2 separate regions of the Mus musculus genome follow, and region 1 is linked to region 2. The links are chromatin contacts, found by Hi-C or POLR2A ChIA-PET in ENCODE. All regions are on one chromosome and are shown on one strand. Each heading gives the region's core, a stretch centred on a gene start or an enhancer-like site at or near the end of the contact. The rest is flanking DNA. Distances are from core to core; before and after follow the strand shown.

The links. Hi-C counts contacts between places; a loop is a spot of excess contacts on that map. ChIA-PET counts read pairs that join two places held with the same protein, here RNA polymerase II (POLR2A).
Region 1: POLR2A ChIA-PET joins it to region 2 with 52 read pairs in Patski. The contact joins the promoter of Tmem104 here to the promoter of Fdxr in region 2. A Hi-C loop is called at or near these places in 1 of 37 maps with a recorded cell type or tissue (mouse trophoblast stem cell). POLR2A ChIA-PET finds 5 or more read pairs at or near these places in 4 of 5 experiments (Patski and embryonic stem cell).

The regions. Positions count from the first base shown.
Region 1 is chr11:115,183,142-115,189,915 of GRCm38, reverse strand. It overlaps Tmem104 (transmembrane protein 104), which reads right to left and starts at 2,429. Exons shown (of 10, transcript NM_001033393.2): 1 at 2,318-2,429; 2 at 1,594-1,706. The coding sequence starts at 1,638. Nat9 (N-acetyltransferase 9 (GCN5-related, putative)) reads left to right here and starts at 2,517. Exons shown (of 7, transcript NM_025400.4): 1 at 2,517-2,797; 2 at 3,079-3,167; 3 at 4,800-4,909; 4 at 5,290-5,433; 5 at 6,232-6,291; 6 at 6,467-6,561; 7 at 6,651-6,774. The coding sequence starts at 3,091.
Region 2 is chr11:115,275,071-115,281,346 of GRCm38, reverse strand. It overlaps Fdxr (ferredoxin reductase), which reads left to right and starts at 4,378. Exons shown (of 12, transcript NM_007997.1): 1 at 4,378-4,538; 2 at 5,165-5,268. The coding sequence starts at 4,460. Fads6 (fatty acid desaturase domain family, member 6) reads left to right here. Exons shown (of 6, transcript NM_178035.5): 6 at 1-2,720.

The DNA.
Region 1 (6,774 bases), core at 1,180-3,679, 89 kb after region 2:
ACACAAAAATTAAATATTTAAAAGAAAACAAAGACCTATAAGAAGAAGAGGGCTGCTTTCCTCAGAACCCTGACCACCACCTGATTAACACCCCCCTGTCGCCACCAGCACCCATCTTTCTCATCTCTCTTCCTTCACAATTAAGATAAAAACAAAATCACAGTGCTTGTTTATGGCAAAGTGCAAAGACCCCAGATAAAGCACACAGAAGATGGGAAGGAGAAAAGGGGGAGGTGTGTGAAGCGGAGCTCCTGAGGCACACAGGCCTAACTGTCCAGGCGGCTGTGGCATCACAAGGTGGCCTGAGTGGATGATTACATGGTGAAGGCACAAGGAATGGGGACATAAGGTACTTTCTTTCTAAAACACAGTCACAGCAATAACTCACTTCCTCGTCTCCAAGTCTGTAGTGAGTGTCAGAAAAAGCAGGAACTGTGGCAACGTGTAGGGACAGTGCAGACATCTTCTTGCTGACAGGGGATTCTAAGAACTATCACATGATTGCATGGACAGGGTAACCATCCACTCCAGCACTTTCCCTGGTGAGCTGCAGCGGTGAAGTGTGCATGCGTGTGTGTGTGTCTGTGTGTGTGTCTGTGTGTGTCTGTGTGTGCTCTGTGGCTGCCTATGAACAGCAGGGCACTGCTGAGACTAGAAAAATCCTAAAAAGGCGGCTTGTGGAGAAGAGCCGCTTTTCCTGGTGACAGCAGGTACCAATGTGAGTCAACCCAGGTAACTCACGATTACCTCCAACGACTTACCCAGTGAAGGCCCCGTGATGCAATAACCACATAACCACAACCAACTGGATACAGCACCGAGAGAAGATAAACTGAGTGTGTGTGGGGGGAGTGCAGGGGCCACGGAGCCGAGACAGAGGGGAATCAATCGCTCTAATTGTCATAATTGCATGCTCTACCAAACTGCAATTGGGAGACTCTGCAGTTCACCACCTCTTTCAACATCCAAGACCACAAGAGTTGTGCAATTTAGAATTTAGCGAAGGAAGAAAGAGGCTGCTGACTACTGAGAGGAACACAACTCCATGGCGACAGCTGTTGGTGACTGCCCAGCTGACTGGCAGAACTGTGTGTCATCTGTGGGAGTCCTGAGATAGATATTATGGGAGACTAGCAAGTTAACTACTATTTGGCTTGATGCTCTCTGATAGGTGTCTAAAAGGAGAACTGGCCTGGAGAAACAGCTCAGCAGTTAAGAGTACCTGCTGCTCCTGCAGAGGACCCGAGTTCACTTCCAGCACTTACACTGAGCAGCATCCAACCATCGACAACTAACTCCAGGGCATCTGGTGCCCTCTTTTGGATTTGACAGGCATGCACATATCCATACGTAGACACATCATTTAAAATAAAAGCTTTAAAAAATTATAAACAAATGAGGAACGAGCCTGATATATAGAGTCTAGCTAAGACAGCTGAACCTGACTGGAGCTATGTGGAGTTTCCGTTGTGTTTTTCACCAGGGTCTATTTAAACCAGGGCCATAATTAGTATAGTCCACAGATAGCAGTGGGCTTCTCTAGAAACCAGGAGCATGGTGGTGAGCAGAACACATTTATGGAGAAGAACTCACATAAGGAGAATAGAGCTCTCCGGTCTCTGTGATCTCGCCTGCCATCTCCAGAGAGTGAGGAAGGGCTGGCCCAAGAGGTTACTTCTATGCAGTGGCAGCAGCAGCCGCAGCTCCTAAGACAAAAGAGTAGACTTTAGTTCTCTAACTGCAGAGATGAGACTGGGGGTGGGGGGTTTGCAGTCTGCCGCTTTCACCTGTAGCCCTTTTAACTCAGACACTTTGGTCTCCCTATCTGCCATGAGACAGCCTTGGTGGGACGCGGCTTCCTGGACCATGTCTTCTAACTTGATTTGCTATGCAAGGCACTTCTCGGTGCCTGGATGCTGCTCACACTCCAAGTGACTGAAGGGGCTTTCCGGGCCTCTAAGCCTCACTAACCATCACAGCCCCCTTTACCCTAAAGTGCTTACGTCCGTTTCATTATCTATGAGCTCACTACTACACAGGACAGCCCACACAGCTGTCTGCTTCTCCGCCCACAGCGGGAGTCAGCTTTTCCAAGGTCGCCCCTCCATCCTAACTCCTTGTCCCAAAGCCTCTTCTTTTAAATGGGGCCTCGCGCACCGACACCTGCCTTTTGCTTTGCCTTAGGGTTTCCCACCCTTAAGCCTCCCCTCTCTTCTCCAGAGCCGGTCCCTCAGTCTCCCCTTCCCCTCCCTTCCAGGTGAAACTCTAAAATTCACATCCATCTTCACCCTGTCCTGCCCTCCTGCCCGTCCCAGACCTGCAGCACAGCTAGCTTCCAGGCACAGTGGCCACCGCCTCCAGCTCTGCAGCTGCCACCCGGCACCAGCGGCCCCGCACCAGCGCCCGCTACGCGCACGCGCACGCTTCCCAGTCCCCCGTCCAAGCGAGCGCGTGGGGAGGGGCGCAGTGCGTTGATTGGATGCCTCGCGGGGGCGGGGCCGGGATTGGGCTTTGCGGCTGCCGTCTGCCTGGCGGAAGCGGACAGCAAGCCCCTCTACGCGCATGCGGAAAGCCTGTTTCTCCGGGACAGACGCTGACGCCTGTCGTTGGGGACGCCTTCCTCGGCAGGGGGTGGTTGTGAGCTTTGCAGTTTGCAAACTACAGCGCTTAGACGGCCGAGGAACCACGCAAAGGGCTGAGGCCTGAGAACTTTGAGTGGGGCTTGGGGACAGGAAAACGGAAGGGCCAGAGCCGAGTGACGTGGACTCTGGACGCTGGAGGCTAGGGTTGGAAACAGGTTAAAAAAAGGATTAACAGGTCATTTGGGGGTGGACGGGCATGTTGTGTAGGAATGGGCTGGAAACCGAGCCAGAACTTGGCCCCTGGGTGAGAGCCCAGATGTATTGACCACTTCGGCTCTTTCTCTTACAAGAGTTTTAGAATCCCCGTTCTTTCACGTAGTTGTGAGGGGAAGGCAGGACGCTCTTCTGTCAACATAGCTCCACTGCTACAGAAAGAGTTCCACCCTGCGTGGGAAGACACTATGGGGGCTCTGAAGTCTTTAACTCTCCCCACTAGTAGGCAGCTACAATGAAGCTGAATCAGAACACCATGCTAGTGGGCAAGAAGGTGGTCCTGGTACCCTACACCTCCGAGCATGTGCCCAGGTAACTAACTCATTACCCGACTGGTTGTAGCGTGGAGGGCAATTGGAAACAGGGTGCCTTAATCTAGGAGCCTGTCTTGTTTAACAAACGTCACTTGTGTGGTGCTGTACACCTTTGATTCTGGCCCAACACTTGGGAGACAGAGGCAGGTCCATCTCTTCCGTGAGATTGAGGCTAGCCTGGGCAATATAATAAGTTCCAGGCCAGCTAGGGATACTTAATGAGACTGTGACTCAAAGTGGGGGGTTGGGGGTGGGAATTACATGCAGGAGGAATAAAGCTGAAGTGGAGGGCTCATTTTTCATTTATTTTCCTTGTCATCCATCTCTCTGCTTTCTTTTTGGCTTTTCAATGAGGGATTACATCATCTAGATGTGTGTGTAACAAAAAAACAAAGCCATGTCTTCTTCCCTCGTTCTAAATTACTTATGGCGTTCCCTGGTATCCTCTGGAGACTTAACGTGTGCTTGTCCCAGATGTTGAATTCATTATTTTGATGCCTACTGTTTAAAGGCCAGAAGTGAGATTCAGGGACTCTTTGTGAGGTTAGTTGGCAAACATCTGACAGATTGAGAAGCTGGCTCTGTAGGGGACAATAGTTTTGCATTGGGGAGATCTGTCACCCTGCCTTGTAGAGGTCTCCTCAGCCCTCTTTGCTGGGCTGGACTGGCATACCCTTACCCTCAGGAACTGGGGGAGTGTTTGGTTTTATATTACCTGGGTGGGAAGCTGGGCCCCTAGAGCTACCCTCTCTGCTGCTGCCTGAGAAAAGAACCTACCTTTCCTGCCTACCCATACCCACTTCACCTCAGAAAGCACAAACTCAGACTTTTTGTGGTTTTTCTTTTTCTTTTTTTGAGTGGGGTATTTTTTTAATCGATTATATATTAACTGAATACCTACAATGTTTTTGTTTTTATCCCCCCCCCCCCCCCCGAGATAGGGTTTCTCTGTTTCTCTGTGTAGCCCTGGCTGTCCTGGAACTCACTTTGTAGACCATGCTGGCCTCGAACTCAGAAATCCACCTGTCTCTGCCTCCCAAGTGCTGGGATCAAAGGCGTGCGCCACCACTGCCCAGCTACAATGTGTTTAGACATAGAGTGAAAATGACTAACGTCCTTACTTCCACAGCACTTATCCTGTGTGGGCAAAACCAGAAAAGAGCGGATGTCACATCCGTATTTTATTTTATTTTTAAATTTATGTATATTTATTTAGAGACAGGGACTCACTGGGTAGTCCTGGCTGGCCTAGAACTATGTAGGCTATAGAAAGAGACCTACCTGCCTTTGCCTCCCTGGTGCTGGGACTAAAGCATGCGCCACCACACCCAGTGTCAGATTCTTGTTTGTTTGTACCTTATACTTCATTGCTGCTTGGATATTGTAGTGTTGAGAGCCTGGCATAGAATACTCCCAAACAGAGCTTAAACACTTCCTCCTCTTCCTGTTCATTTGCTTTGAAGAAAGGGTCTCCTAGAACGCAGGGTAGCTTTGAACGGGCTGCTCCTCCTGGCTCCACCCCCCTGGGTGCTGAGCCTCCAGGCCTGTCCCTCCACACCCAGGAAGCCCAGTGCTGTTGAGTCAGTATCTCTCATCTAAGGCAGGCCTTTGCCCCTCCCCACCCCTGCAGATACCACGAGTGGATGAAGTCAGAAGAACTGCGGCATCTGACAGCCTCAGAGCAGCTGACCCTACAGCAGGAGTATGAGATGCAGTGTAGCTGGTGTGAAGATGAAGACAGTGAGGAGGCCCCCACCCCCACCCCAGGCAGCCTCCACCCTCCCTTTCTCTCACTCCTCAGCTGCTGCCCCTCCGGGGGCGTCACTAAGCTACGATGGTGACAAGTTTGGAGGTTGCTCATACTTGAACCGCTTAAAGTGAAGTGATCCCTGCGGCTGACTCCTTTTTCCTGGGCTTGGAGGGATGTAGAGAAAATAAAGCAGTTTGATTTCTAGCTGTTTGTTTAGGCCCTGCTGTCCCCTCCCTTGCTGTGTGTGGCCTGGTAGAGGTCCTCCTACCCTTCGGGTTCCTTGTTCCTTTGAGTACAGATGTCTTGGAGAAGGCTGTTTTCCACTTCAGATCAAGTCTGCAGGTGCTAACCCTGTTGCCTCTGCCCTCAGAGTGCACCTTCATTGTGCTGGATGCAGAGAAATGGCAGGCCCAGCCTCGGCCCCCTGAAGAGAGCTGCATGGTGGGAGATGTGAACCTCTTCCTCACAGACCTTGAAGACCCCACCTTGGGGGAGATCGAGGTCATGATTGCAGGTTTGTCTCACCAGGTTCCCACAGAACCTCAGAGAGCTTACTGGGTGCCCAGGGCTGGCTCAGTCAGCTGTCGTCAGCTAGCGCTGGATGGTGGCTGATTGTCCCCCTGTCCCACATTTAGCACGGTGACTAACCCTTGGGTTCATCACTTTCTTCCATATGCCTTGGTGTGACCCTAACCTTTAGCCTGGGTGTGTGTGTGTGTGTGTGTGTGTGCACGTGCGCGCACTCTCGAATGCACCAGAGGACAATTTTGGCTTCTGTTTCTCACATACCATCAACCTTTTTAAGTCTTCGTTTTTTTTTTTTGTTAAGACAGGGTTTCTGACCAGCTTGGAAGTTGCCAAGTGGGCCAGGCTAGCTGGCTGTGCCTCCCCAGTCCAGGGCTCCCAGTCTATGCCACCACACCTAGCTTTTTCACATGGATTCTGGGCATCAAAGCCATCTTCCCCACCCGTAGCCCCACCCGTTTGTCATCTTCACAGCTCCACCTGTCCCTTGCTTGGGAGGAGATCCTCCACAGAGCAACAATTCAGGAGACGTCCTGCCGTGCTGTGCAGGAGCCCTGTCTGCTTGTGCGTCCTTGGTCCTTAGCTTCTGCCAAGAGCTCCCTGGTGAAAGGAGCAGGGTTCAGATTGCTGGGAGCCTCGTGTGCCCTGCCACTTCTGTGTGCCTGCCTTTCCCGGGCAGAATGCTAACAGTGGAGTTTTGGTAAATTAGTGAGCCAGTACCTGTCAGGTATGCACACCAGAGCCTGGTGTCCAGTACCAGGCACAGTGAGTGTGCTCTTTCTCCTAGAGCCTAGCTACAGGCGGCAGGGACTTGGCACTGAGGCGTCTCTCCTGATCATGTCCTACGGTAAGACAGACAGAACTGACCACATGGGTAGAGGTGGGCAGAGCTCAGCTGAACCTCTGGGGGTGGTGGGGGAAACAGCAGATGACAAGCCCCCAACTGCAGACTGGGACCAGAGGCTAGAAGAGTAGAGCTTTTACTGTGTTCTTCTCCCCTCCCCGCCCCCCTGTAACTGGAGGTGTGACGAAGTTAGGTCTGACCAAGTTTGAGGCCAAAATCGGGCAAGAAAATGAACCTAGCATCCGGATGTTCCAGAAACTTCACTTTAAGCAGGTCAGGGCATCATTGGTGGGGAGGCCTAGGGAAGCAGGGCTGTTGGTGTTGGGGTGGTACTCAGTAGGTCTGCTCTCTGGCTTCTACAGGTGGCTATGAGCAACGTCTTCCAGGAGGTGACACTCAGGCTGGCAGTGAGCGAGCCAGAGCGGAAGTGGATTCTAGAGCAGACGAGCCACATGGAAGAGAGACCCTACAGGACCAGGAAGGCCG
Region 2 (6,276 bases), core at 3,129-5,628:
CTGGAACTCAATTGGTGGGTGGCTGGCCTCAAACTCGCAGAAATCCACTTGCTTCCACCTCAGTGGATCTCAGCCTTCCTAATGGTTCATGCCTGTACTTTGCTATGCTTATGAGTCCTAATGTGAATATCTTCTACTCAGGACATCTGATATGTGACCGACCCCTGGGAAAGGGTCGCTCGACCCCCAAAGGGTCACAACCCACGGGTTGGGAATCTTTGCTCTTCCTCTCCCTCCAAAGTGCTGGGTTTAAAGGTTTCCCTCTGGGCCAGGCTAGACGTTTGTATGCCATCTAATTTTAATCCTTACAAGTTAGATTCTTTCTACTCATATTATAAATGGGGGAAAAAGAAGCTGAGATTAAACCTCTCAACATCATGACTGTGAAGTCCAGCATAGGGATTTGAACTCAGCAACTCCAGAACCCAGGTTGGTGACCCTCAGAGATGCTGTTTCGGAATGGGAAGCCCTGTAGACATTTTGGGTGTTTGCGTCTGATTTGCTATCTCCTTCTTCTACATGACAGGATATCTGGTGGTTTTATTATTAAGATTTTTTTTCCCTGAGACATGGTTTCTCTGTGTAGCCCTGGCTGTCCTGGAACTGCCTGTGTGGACCAGGCTGGTCTCAAACTTAGAGATCCACCTGTTTCTATCTCTGCCTCCTGAGTGTTGGGCTACATGAGACCTTGTCTAAGAGAAGAAAAAAAAAAAAAAAAGGAAAAGGAAAAAGAAGTTCCTTATGACCAGCCATTGGATGCTAGGTACTGTGTGATGCTCTGGGGATGAGTGAATGAGATGGCCTCTATATCCCACCACATTCATGAAGCCTGCTGCCCAGTGCAGGGTGTCAAATTTTGTGAAAAGGGCCAGATAAATATTTCAGGTGTTGTGAACAATATGATGTCTGTCACAACTTCTCAACTGCCATCAAAGTGTCACAGCCAGATGAACATGCCCCCAAGGCTCAGGGACCACTGTGGAAGAGGGAGCAGGAAGCCTGCCAGAGCCAGAGGCCAGGGTACAGCAAAGCAGAGCCCAGATTTCTGGACATGACAGGACTCCTGCACTAATAAACTCACAGCAGCCAGTGGCTGCCCACACAAGATCAAGCCAGTGATGGTTACAGAATAGAGGGGCGTCTCAGCTAGGGTTTCTATTGCTGTGAAGAAACACTATGGCCACTCTTACAAAGGAAAACATTTAATTGGGGCTGGCTTACAGTTCAGACATTTAGTCCATTACCATCAGGGTGGGAAGCATGGTGGTGTGCAGGCAGACATGGTGCAGGAGAGGAGCTGAGAGTTCTACTGGATCCTCAGAGAGTAGGAAGAGTGACACTAGGCCTGAAGTCCACCCCCAGTGACACACTTCCTCCATCAAGGTCACACCTCCTAACAGTGCCACGCCCCATAAGCCTATGGGAACTATTTTCATTCAAACCACCACAAGGGGAAAAGAGTTTACAAGTCCCTGTGGCTAACTGAGGTTCTACTGACAACTGGTGTTTTCTGGGGAGGGTGACTCAGTTTTCTTTAAGGGTGTGGCCCCTGATAAGTCCACCTTGCCATGACTATATGTAAGTGGGTTATTGAAAAAAAAAAAACATTTAGTTGCAGATGTGAGGTGGATTTAGGAGGGATTGGGGAAGAAATAGGGAGTGAATAGAATCAAAATACATTATATAAAATTTTCAAAAATTAATAAAAATATATTTAAAAATGAACATGGTATTGTCCCAATAAAACTTGACTTACAAAGCAAGTAATTTTCACGTCACAAAATATAAACTATGTTACCATTTAAGATGGCTCCGTAGTTAAGAGCACTTGCAGGGGCTCAGAGTTCAATCCCCAGCACCCATGACAGATGTTCACCGAAGCCCTCTGATCTCCAAGGCAGCAGCACAGGGCAGAGAGACGGGTGTATATAAAAATAGAGAGAGAAACTGGGCAATGATGGTTCACACTTTTAATCCCAGAACTTGGGAGGCAGAGGCAGGAGAATCTCTGGGAGTTCAAGACCAGCCTGGTCTACCGAGTGAGTTCCAGAACAGCCAGGGCTACACAGAGAAACTCTGTCTTGAAAAGCAAAACAAAACAGTACATGTGTAAATAAATTATTGTTGGAGAGATGGCTCAGTGGTTAAGAGTATGCAAAGGTCCTGAGTTCAATTCCCAGCACACACACAGCAGCTCACAACCGTCTGACACCAAATTCTAGTGTGCAGATGTACATGCAGACAAAATATTCACATACATAAGCTACATACGTAAATAATTTATGTATAGGCTTGTGGGCAGCATTTATCTTACCTACTAGTCTTCTGGGGCAGGCGTAAAACACAATGACATGTTAGAGAATCATATTTACCTCTCAATAAGAAAGTGGTGGAGCCAATCAATGGTGGTGCACACCTTTGATCCCAGCACTAGGGAGGCAGAGGCAGGCAGATCTCTACCAGTTCAAGGCTGGCCTGGTCTATAGAGTGAGTTCCAGGACTGCCAGGGTTACACAGAGAAACACTGTCTTGAAAAACAAAACAAACAAACAAAGTGGGGAGTGATTAGTTGAGCAGAGGATTCTGGGATACTGAGTTTTGGTTCTCAGTCTGGTTGTAGGTCACATTATTACACCTACAGTCTCATAACCCATCAACTATGGTGGGAATGAATGCACTTCTCTGTATGTCAAACTTCAACTAAAAATAACCTTCATTTTTGTTGTTGTTCTTTTGTCTTCTCTCTGTAGACCAGGCTGGCTTCGAACTCACAGTTCTGCCCTCCTCTGCCTCCCCAGTGCCACCGCAGCATGGCTAAAAACATTCTTAAAATAGTGTAAAAAATATGAAATACAAAACAGGGGAAACTTCTGGATTATTAAGCTCCTACACAAGGCTCCAGCAGACCAGCCTGAAAGTTGAAATGGACTGACTCAGCATGAAGTTCACCAAGCTGTCACCTAGCCGTTCATCTGGCCCAAGAATTCCAGATTACAGTCAGGTCAGTCAAGCCAGTTTCCATTGGTATGACCACGTTCCTACTGCCATTTCCCTCTCACAAAACAAGTGGCATACTGTTTTGTGAGATCAGGTGCCACTCTGTATACAGCCCAGGCTAGCTTTGTACCTGAATTATGGAATAGAAGATTCAGCTAGGGGCGGGGCGGGGCGGGGCGAGGCAGGGGGCAGTTAAAACGTAGAGCAATTTTGTAAGTCCCTGGGTTCAATCTTCAACAAGAATAAACAAGAATCAGATGTTGTGAGGATGACAGGTTAGTCTTCCAAGAAGGAGAAGGACTCTCAGAGAAGCACTGGGCTTGTCTGGTTAGAGGTGACAATGGGTCCTGCCCTTATTTTAATTATATTTTTTGTGGTGTAATCGAAACCAGGATCATGTGCACATTAAGCATTCACCCTTCTTCAGGTCCTGTTCTTGTGTAGAAAACATGTGTGGGTCGGCTGGAGGGTAAAGTTGCTTGCCCTCAGCCTTAAATGAGTCTGAAACCCAGGAATTCACGTAGAGGAGGGAACCAACTCCTATAAGCTGTCCTCTGACTACCACACACCACGCGAACGCTGTGGCAAGTGTACACCGGCCCCCATAAATAATGTAATAAAATATATAAATGTTAGAAAAAACTTTTAAAAGATATTGATTTTAGGCTTTGCATCAATTTTCTTTTAAAACATGGAATATGAATGATTTACCTTGACTACTGAGCTTTTGGGTGCCCCCTAAGGTACGGTCTCACCCTGATCCCTGTACTGTCGGACCAGGGTCGAAGGTCGGGCTCTGGTCTCAGTGCCAGAGGGGGAACTTCTTCGCGTGTTTCCTCCCCCATCGTGGGAAGAGGGTGACTAGAAATAAGCTCTTGAGAGTTTAACACTTGTCCTTCTCTGACACGCACAAGTAGCTGTTTGAGGCTACATCAGTTCAACATCCAGACTTAAAAATCGAGGAGTCAAGAATAGCGGATACACGAGACTTCCGGGCTCTGGCCTTCTGATTGGCTGATACAAAAATCACTCAAACAACGACAACGGGGCATTGCGTCATCAGCGAGCGGCAAGCTTTACATAAAGTAAGCTCCTTTCCAATTGGCTCCCTTCTTCAAGAGCAACTGAAACAGCATAGGGGATTCGCGTTTCTTCAAATCTAGACTTCCGGCATCTGGAGGTACTAGGAAGACCGGAGAAATTTGATAAGCTTTTGAGGATTGGACGTTCTGGGGGCGGGGCCTTGGCGAGATGGGGGCATGGTTCTCTTTGGGGGCGTGGTTATTTCGGAAATCTTGGTGAAGTCTCCAAGTTGATGTTTCTAAGCAAGCGGGAGGCGAGGCTTGGGGCGGGGCTCCAGTGATGGGCGGGTCCAGAGGAGCGTCCTCGGCGGGCTGCTGGACCTGCGCTCAGCACTAGAGTCATTGCTAGCTCTTCCGCTTGCTGGTTGCACTTCTCAGCCATGGCTCCTCGCTGCTGGCACTGGTGGCGCTGGTCCGCGTGGTCTGGGCTTCGGCCGTCTCCCTCCAGGAGCACTCCGAGTAGGAGCAGGGCTCTTGGGGGCTGCACCAGGGCGAGGGGAGGCCTGTGATCAAGAGCGGGGGTCCGAGCAGAGCTGAGGCGGGGCTGGAGAGGGGCAAAGCTGAACGTGTCTGCTCTTGCGGGAGAAATGGGAGTGATGGAGAGGGGAGGATCTGTGCAAAGAGATGTAAGGCGTCCTGGGTAAGACAGCTCAGTAAAGGCTAAAAGGATAGACCATGAGGTCTTTATGTGTGATACGAGGTGAACGGAGGTGACAGGCAAATTCGAGGTGAGGAGATGAGCAATAGAGTTCTGTGGGGGAAAGAAGGGCTAGAAAAAAGCAAAATAGAAACGTGATGGGCATATGAAGACATGAGATCACATAAGGAACCTCTCAAGAAAGATAGTGCTGTGCAGGACAGCTTGGGGGATAAGGGGGTCTGGGGCAGATTATTTGTTATTGTTCATGGGTGAGACATGGGGTTCTGGATAAAGACAGCTCTGGCATTCAGATGAAATGGTGAAGCTTTGAGGAACGGAAAAAGGAAGATGCAGGTGAGGGTGAAGGCAAGGTGCAACTGGACAGAATTGGTTTGGGGTGGTAGGAGGGTGTTGGTTTGACCCTGCTGTCCCCTGCTCTACCTAGCCCCAGGCTTCTGCCAGAAGTTCTCCACACAGGAGAAGACCCCTCAGATCTGTGTGGTCGGCAGTGGCCCAGCTGGCTTCTACACAGCCCAACACTTGTTAAAGGTAAGCGAGGCACTCCTTCCAGGCTCCCTTCTTACCATTCATTTCTTGTCCCAATTCTGGGGGTAGGCTCCAGCCCTTTGGTTTGTCTGACAAGGAAGGGGCTTTTGACTAATGTAAGCTGTGTTCTTTCTAACTGATTCCACAGGTATAGCTGAGGCGCCCTAGGTCCTCAGCTGTGAGAGACATGCATTTGTTCCATGGATGGTGGTTGGGGACAGATGGGCAGCTGTCTTCTGCTTTGTAGGGAAGTCTTTTTCAGTCTAATGGGATGGCTTTCGCCTCCCCTTATCTTTACGCTTCTTTATCTCCAGCATTTTATATTTCAAGGCAATCTTGTCTGCAGCTTTGCGCCCTCCCCACGACCATTCTCTTCCACAAAGGCCAAGGTCTCAAAGCTTTCAGTATTAGTCTTGCCAGACAGGGCCTCAAGGTTGCCAGATGTACTGGAAACTCTGTCTCAGACCTTAAAGCAAAAGAGGAAGGGGGCGGGGTACTGCAGAGAAGGCTCCGTGGTTAGGAGTGTTTATGGTCTCACAGAGGACCAAAAGATGGGAGTTGGGTTCCCAGCACCCACACAGTGGCTCACAACTCAGCTCCAGGGAACCCAATGTCCTCTTCTGGCCTCTGCTTGGCCCTTCATTCTTGCACACACACAACATACATAACTAAAAGTGATAAAATAAGTAATTTTAAAAAGTAAGGAATACTGAGCTTGACTGAGACAAGACAGTGTCTGAACTTTAGAGGGGCTTGTAATACCAACGGGACAGAAGAAAAAACGATGATTATATTGATATCACATACAAATGTTTGAAAGGCAGAGTGACCCAGTGGCCTGGTTTACCTGGAGCTGACACTAGGAGGGTCTCATGGAGACCTCTGCTGTGAAGTGACCTATGCATGACTCTGCAGCTACATACCATGATCTACACAGGTCAGCGCTACCAGAAGCTGTCCCTAGAGAATGTATATTTGAGAAGCACCAAAGGTCATGTCTGGGCTTCAGCA